Linked DNA regions of Homo sapiens: region 2 is linked to region 1. The links are chromatin contacts, found by Hi-C or POLR2A ChIA-PET in ENCODE. All regions are on one chromosome and are shown on one strand. Each heading gives the region's core, a stretch centred on a gene start or an enhancer-like site at or near the end of the contact. The rest is flanking DNA. Distances are from core to core; before and after follow the strand shown.

What was found. A loop is a pair of places that touch in the nucleus more often than their neighbours do. ChIA-PET counts read pairs that join two places held with the same protein, here RNA polymerase II (POLR2A). Pooled maps may share reads with other maps.
Region 2: a loop to region 1 is called in a map of mammary epithelial cell, with 3 times the contacts of the local background. The contact joins the enhancer-like site here to the promoter of LINC00475 in region 1. A Hi-C loop is called at or near these places in 1 of 168 maps with a recorded cell type or tissue (mammary epithelial cell), 1 of 37 single-sample maps with no recorded cell type and 2 of 50 pooled maps. POLR2A ChIA-PET finds 5 or more read pairs at or near these places in 2 of 52 experiments (GM12878 and OCI-LY7).

The regions. Positions count from the first base shown.
Region 1 is chr9:92,139,328-92,142,823 of GRCh38, forward strand. It overlaps LINC00475 (long intergenic non-protein coding RNA 475), which reads left to right and starts at 2,140. Exons shown (of 4, transcript NR_027341.1): 1 at 2,140-2,323. RefSeq lists enhancers at 687-1,266, 1,846-2,425, 2,426-3,004 and a silencer at 1,990-2,169.
Region 2 is chr9:92,500,363-92,503,598 of GRCh38, forward strand. All of the region lies in intron 5 of CENPP (centromere protein P), which reads left to right. It overlaps ECM2 (extracellular matrix protein 2), which reads right to left. Exons shown (of 10, transcript NM_001393.4): 8 at 2,151-2,290; 9 at 365-691. Among named protein-coding and RNA genes, the nearest start is that of ASPN, 19 kb to the left of the region's middle. Within about 2 kb of position 1,434, at least 8 of the 41 ENCODE cell types and tissues checked have a DNase peak (open chromatin) inside an H3K27ac peak, as active enhancers do.

The sequences.
Region 1 (3,496 bases), core at 890-3,389:
TCAGGCTGGGAGTTTCCAGGTGCAGTGCCTGATGCTGGACACTAACTGCCCCTGGTGGAAGGCCCTGGGAGGACACAGAGAAAGCCTGGAAAGATCAGAGCAAGAGTCCCTGAAATGGAGTCGGGTCTCCCCAAGGGGAAGCGGGGAGAGCTCTTTGGCCAACCTGAGTTCCTACTAAGGTGCAACGGGTCAGAAGTCAGGAGGGTCCTTCTCAGGCCTGGTTGAAGAAGGGTACAGAGGTCGTGCTGGCTGCTCAGCCGGGAGCTTTCCCAGAACGAGACTAAAGCACTGGTGCCCTCCCAGGAGGACTAAATGCCGGTGTCCTCCATATGCCATGTTTATCAGGAGCTGAGGGTGGGCCCCCTAATGACCCTCACAAAAGCAGGCTGGAGGCTCTGCTCTGAGCTGCCCAAGTCTGTCTCAAGCAGCTGCTGCTGAGGTTGCAACAGGGCTCAACCATGGCTTTTCCACTCTGGGAAAATCTCACATTGGAGCAGCAGGAGCTGCAAATGAGATGGAGCCAAGGCTATGGTTGAGTGAAGGAAGTGCAGGCTGGCCTGTGGTAGCTTTCTGCCATAGGGCAAAGGTGGCTCTATCTGTGAGTCTTTCTGGTCATGTAGGCCCATCCTCTAGCCTTCTTAGGAGGCTCATCTTCTACTTTCAGCGCCATGGCACCAACGGGAGGCCTAGGGTCAGGGTCTGCTCATTTCTTGGTCCGGCTATGCAGCCCCTCTAGCCCTGGGAGGTTATCGGAGAGTGGAGAGGTGTTGATGAGAGGATTCTGGCATGTGGAAGGACAGGGTGGAAGAAATCCTGGATGCCTCTGAGGTCCCAGGTTTCTGGTATACCCTCTGGCTGGACCATGGGGAGACAGGGCAAAAAAGGAAGGAGGGGTGCCCACAGCCTGCTCTAGCTCTGCACTGGGGCTTGGCTCAGCATGGGAGAGACCAGAGACAGCAAGAGGCTGCGTGAAGGAAGCACAGCCAGCTCACTATGGTCTAAGGAGAGAACAGGGATTGGCCTCAGTTTTAACCACCGTGCCCTTTGCTCACCAGGGCTCTGGGGCCGGCCAGGTCAGCCAGTTGGTGGGATTCCAGCCTCAGGGTGGCCGAGCTGCAGGTGCAGCACCCGGCCTCCAGGTGGCGCCAATCTGCTTACTTTGAGGTGGCCTCTTGACAAGCAGCTGAGCTGCACGCAGTCCCTCAGCCTGCCGAGGTCCTGGGAGCAGGGATCAAGGTGGTCCCCGTAAACCTGACAGTAAACCTGACAGAGGCTGCAGGAGTGCATTTCCACCCAGGGTGCACTCAGCGAGTGGAACTCCACACCCGTTTCTTTGGAGTCAAGGCGCGACCTCTCAGGGAGGAGACTGCTCCTGGTTGCCCACTGCCGGGTCATCCCAGCTTGCAGTGGAACCCTCCGCAGCCTGGCCTCTTCCAGGGTAGCCCCTCACTCCCCTCTCTCTTGTCCTAGGATAAGGCCGAGGAGGGCTGACGAGTTCCAGCTCTGGGGATGCCCTATCAGCTGTGTCACCTTGAACAAATCATTTCTCCTCTTGGGTCTCTGTTTCCTCCAGTGTGAAACGTGGTGAAGGCATGAGGGGCTATGAGAGCCCCAAGGCCTCTTTCAGAGATCTCCTCTGGGTCCCATGTGACCCCGTGGCTATCCCCAAAGGCAAGAGGGTCCCCAGCCCTGCAGCCAAGGCCCTGGGACACCCTTTCTAAACAAGTGCAGGTCTCTGACGGGCTGAGCTTTGCTCGCTTGGGTTTCTTTGCTTTTTTCCTTTTTTTATCTTTCCTGAATGAAATTCCTGCCAGCTCCGAAGGAAGGAGGGAAGGGAGCTAGCCGCAGCGTAGAAAGTTTCCTTGACTCCTCCTCCGGCTGGGTCTCCCTCCCTTGCCAAGCCCAGCCTGTGAAACTGAATAACGAAGATCACTCAACAATGCCTGCTCCTCTCTGACTGCACCGCCCCGCCGCCGACGCCCAGTAGAGCCCCCGGGGCGGTCCCCACCGACGGCGCAGCCCGCCGGGACCGGGAGAAAGCAGCTGCGGACACCGCGCCCGTGCGTCTGCGCGCCTGGCCGCCAGGTGACCCAGCAGCCCGGCCGCCGAGATGCCCAACCCGCCCAGGCTCCGGGCGCTGTGACTTCGCGCCGCTGTGTGCGCCTCCCCGAGCGCCGGCTGCGCCCCCCAGCCCGGCCCGGGGCCTACCGCCTGCCCGGCCCCCTGCCACTGCCAGGAGGACGGCATCATGCTGTCTGCCGACTGCTCTTGAGCTTGGGCTGTCCGCCATACCGGGGGACCTGGATCCCCTGACGGCTTACCTGTGAGTACTGCCCGCCTGTCTCCACCTGGTACTGCGGGCTGCTGGCTTGCACCCAGTCCTGGCCTCAGCAGGACACCTGCTTGCTTGGTGCCCTGGGGCGTGGGCATCCCGGAGAGGGTTCACCCCCTTCCAAGTTGACCGTTGCGGGACTGGGGAGGGGAGAAGAGTCTGAGACTAAATATCAGGCGAGCAGGGAGACCAGGCTTCCCTGACTTGGCTTCCCCATTGGCCTCCGTGCTTGTGGGCTGACTGCGGGAGCCCAGGTTTGGCAAGGTGGGTTCTGGACCCTAAGCGGGAGGGCGCGGGGCTGGCTCCCCCATCTCCTGTTGCTGCATTCTCTTCCAGCAGAGCAGTGCCCAGGATGGTGGCTGAGGGTAAAGCTGACAGAACTGGAGGTGGAGGTGAGGGGAGCGTGCCCCAGTGGGGTGGAAATAATGTCTGTTCTTCTGCCATGGTGAGGACAACAGGGCTGTCACACTGAGGCTGGGTGGCCTTCTTTGGGGGGGGGGTCCCAGAAGCTGGGAGGGGGGCCTTATCCACTCTTGTCTCCTCAGAAAGGGACTCTGCCAGCACCATCTCCCTTTACTGGGGCCTCCCGGCTCCCCCAGGGGCCTCCCTAAAGTCATGTCCCAAGAGGCTGTGTTGGAGACACTAATTTGTGGGCAGGCGCGGAGGCTGAAAAGCGGAGAACCATTTTTAGCGTCTGAGTTGGGGTGAGATGGCCCGTGAAGGGGACCCTATTGGGGGCAGCTGTCCTGTCCGTCTGGCTCACAGGAGCTTCCCCTCAGAGCTGGAGGGCTGGGGGCTCTCGCTGCTTACCACATGGGCAGGAGGAGGGTGAGAGAGCACATTCCAGGCCACCTACCCGCACCCCCAGCCCCGCTCTGGGGAAAGGAGACCTCCTCCAGCCCAGCTCTGCAGGCTCCATCAACTTCCTCAGAGGAGCTGGGAGCAGGTGGGAAAGCCTGGGGCCTTCTGCTGAGGGCTAGGATCCCAGAGCTCCTTCTGGCCTGAGAGAGACCCCTCATGGCTTCTAGCATGTGGGAGTTCTAGCACGTGGGAGCTTAGAGGAAGAGGACGCTGGGCGAATCTTTATAGGGGCCTAGCAAGAATTTGTGGAACTAAAAGGATGCTCAGTGTTGGCAGTGTCCTGGTGGGAGGCAGAGGGTCCCA
Region 2 (3,236 bases), core at 184-2,683, 360 kb after region 1:
AGTAGAAACGAGGTTTCACCATGTTGGCCAGGCTGGCCTCAGACTCTTGAACTCAGGTGATCCGCCCGCCTTGGCGTCCCAAAGTGCTGGAATTACAGGCGTGAGCCACTGCACCTGACCAAAAGATGTTTTAACTATGGAAATTTATAAACATGTGCAAAAGTAGGAAAAGCTTATAATGAATCCTCACATACCTGTCATCCACCTTTGGTAATTACTAACATTTGCCAATCTTGTTTAATCCAACCCCTTAGCACCATTTTTTTTTCCCTTAACGTAAATCCCAGAGATCATGTCATGGTTGTTTTATCATATATTTTGCCAACCAAAATTTAAACAGATACTTGAAAAAGCCAAAATTTACCGTATCTTGTTGTTGTTCAGCCTCAGAAAATGTAGTGCTTTCATTTCTTGTATCCCAGGTGGTATAGATTTTAAGTCATTGTGATCCAGAAATAATTCTCTCAGAGAATGATATGCCCCATAGAAGGAGACACGGTCCATGCCATCATCAGCAAGTTTGTTAAATGACAGGTACAAGTATTCCAGGCCTGGTTCCATGTGGCCAAACACATAGCCAGGGATCCGTTCAATCTGGTTCCCAAGGAGTACTAGGTGCAGCAAGGACTTGGGTAGATAGGACGGGACGTGATAGAGCTTGTTGTAGGAGAGATCAATGGATTCTAGATTTCTGCAGCAAAGAAAAAAGTAAACAGGGTAGGGACATCAGGATGGTGATCATCAGCTCTAAATTTTGATAAGGCCAGTCTCGATGCTGGTCCATTTTCCTATAAGCACCCAGTTTGTAGTGATGATTCCAAATAGGAACTTTTCCAGGTATAGCCAGCCCTAGTCTCTTGCACCAAGCTGCATGTCCTTACCAGGGTGCCATACTGCCTCCCAGCTATGTGAGTCCATGCGAGAGGAGCATCAAAGACTAGGAGGGAAAAACTCATATCCCTAGAGGCAATACTGAGGCCCAAAGACTAAAATATCTGTACGGTTGATGCGTTGAATCCAAAATGAAATCCCGTGAATCCCAGCATGCATCTAAATGCCTATCTGTAAAGTTGTCTCTGGTTCCAGCAAGGAAGTTTGGTTTGTTTTGGCTTGTTTTGGTTCCCCTTCCCCTACATTTTCATTCCACATTTGATTTGATGACCTGGCACACCTGGGACTTGAGGCGAGCCTGAGGGAATCTAGAAAATGCTGTTAATCATCTAGAAGATCTGGGGAACGTGGTGAACTCACTGGCTTGTTTCAGGAACCCCACCTGAGTCTCCTAAGGCTTCTGCCCCACGCCCTCTTTTCACCTGATGAAGACTTCTCTGCCTACAGTGGGCTCAGTGCCACATGCTGCTGAGCCCAATTGGCCTCTCCATCCTGCTTCTGAATGACACGTGTCCCAGGCTGTGCTACTTAGGCACATAGTTCCAGGACACGCAATCCCAGATCCCAGTTGTCTGCTGGATTTGCTGCAGGGCTTGCTTCTGACTCCCTCCCCCTTCACTGAAAGCTATAGCCAGAGGCTGCTGATTCTTGTCCAGGAAGACAGAGTCTACTTTTGGCCTGCACTGTTAGGCCAAGCATTCTTCAGTCTATTTTGTAAGAGTTGAGGTGAAGAAATAGTTTGGAGAAAAGAAGGCTGTGTAGTGTAGGAGAACAGGCCTGGGCTCTGGAGCCTGGTGCTTCCACCTAATGATGATGAGGAGAAGGAGTATGGCAGATTTCTTTCTCACTGTGTGCAGGGGAATAATCCTTCATTCAAACCTCCTGACAACCTGTGAGGTAGACAGAGCTAGAGTGGCATTTGACCACTAGTGGGCAGACCTCGAAGTCAGACAGCTGGGGCTCAGTTCTTGCTAGCTCAGCACTTGGCATATGATAGGGTGTCCAGTATGCAGTATGGTGACAACAACAGTAGTTACTGCAATAATCCTAACACCAGTCATGCAGCGCACAGGTTGGAAACTGCATGAAGTAGCCCACTTTGGGGATAGGGTAAGGGTTCACTAAGAAACGATTCTGTCTCCGAGCCCTTCAGTATCGTCACCTCCCTCACTTATCCCATTCCCAGTTTCCATACTCTGTTTAATAATAGCGAGAGGAAGAAATAGTTCAATAAAATTTAAATTGTAGCATGTACTTACTCTTGATTTATCCAGGCTAAAGGAGCAATCCTATTTTCTTCAATTTTGTTATAACGTAGTACAATGACATTGATCTTTCTGGTATGATTGAAACAAATTTCAGTTATTTCTTCAATTTGGTTATTTTCTAGGTATAATTCCTATAATTAAGAGAGAAGACTATTATTTTTCTTTTGTGTTAGTTGATACGTTCAATTTCATGGAGACTAAAATAGTGACATAGACTATTATCATTAGTATTATCTAAAGAGTCTTACTGCTCTTTCAAGTAAGCTCATATTTTTAAGTTGTCTTTTTTTTTTTTTTTTTTTTTGAGACAGGGTCTCACTTTGTTACGCAGGATGGAGTGCAGTGGCACAAACATGGCTCACTGCAGCCTTGACCTCCCAGGCTCAAGTGATCCTACCACCTCAGTCCCACAAGTGACTGAGACTACAGGTATGCGCCATGAAGCCTGGCTAATTTTTGTATTTTTTGTAGAGACAGGGTCTCACCATGTTGCTCAGGCTGGTCTCGAACTCCTAAGCTCAAGTGATCTACCCGCCTCGGCCTCCCAAAGTGCTGGAATTACAGGAAAGTTGTCAAATTTTATAACTAATTAGTAAAATAAAACACACTGCCATGGTTATGGAATCAAATGAATTTTATTTAAAATGTATTAGCTATAATATGTTGCAAGAAATGGCATACCAAAATAATTATACAAGGCTCTCTATTTTATAAAACTTATTCACATAAATTATCTCATTTGGGCTTAAAAACTCTGAAAAGTAGACAGATATTTTAATCTCTACTTACCAGTGGAGTTAAGTTGGGCCTGGAGAGACAGGGAAGCCCACCCGTGGTTACATGACTAATGCTGAGAGGGGCTTGTCCTAGCCGAGCCTCCAGCTCCCAGGCTGCCTGTTTCCTACTATTTCATGTGGTCTATAATATTTTAGGCTCATGTTTTTAGATTTGCTTTTGTTATAATTAATTAAAGTTAATTAACAGCCTTAATTTACAACCAAGGAGAAGTTTTCTAGAACTGTTAATAAGTTTTTAATAGCTAGCTGCCTTCAAGTTAAGTTTAGTTGGCATTAGAGG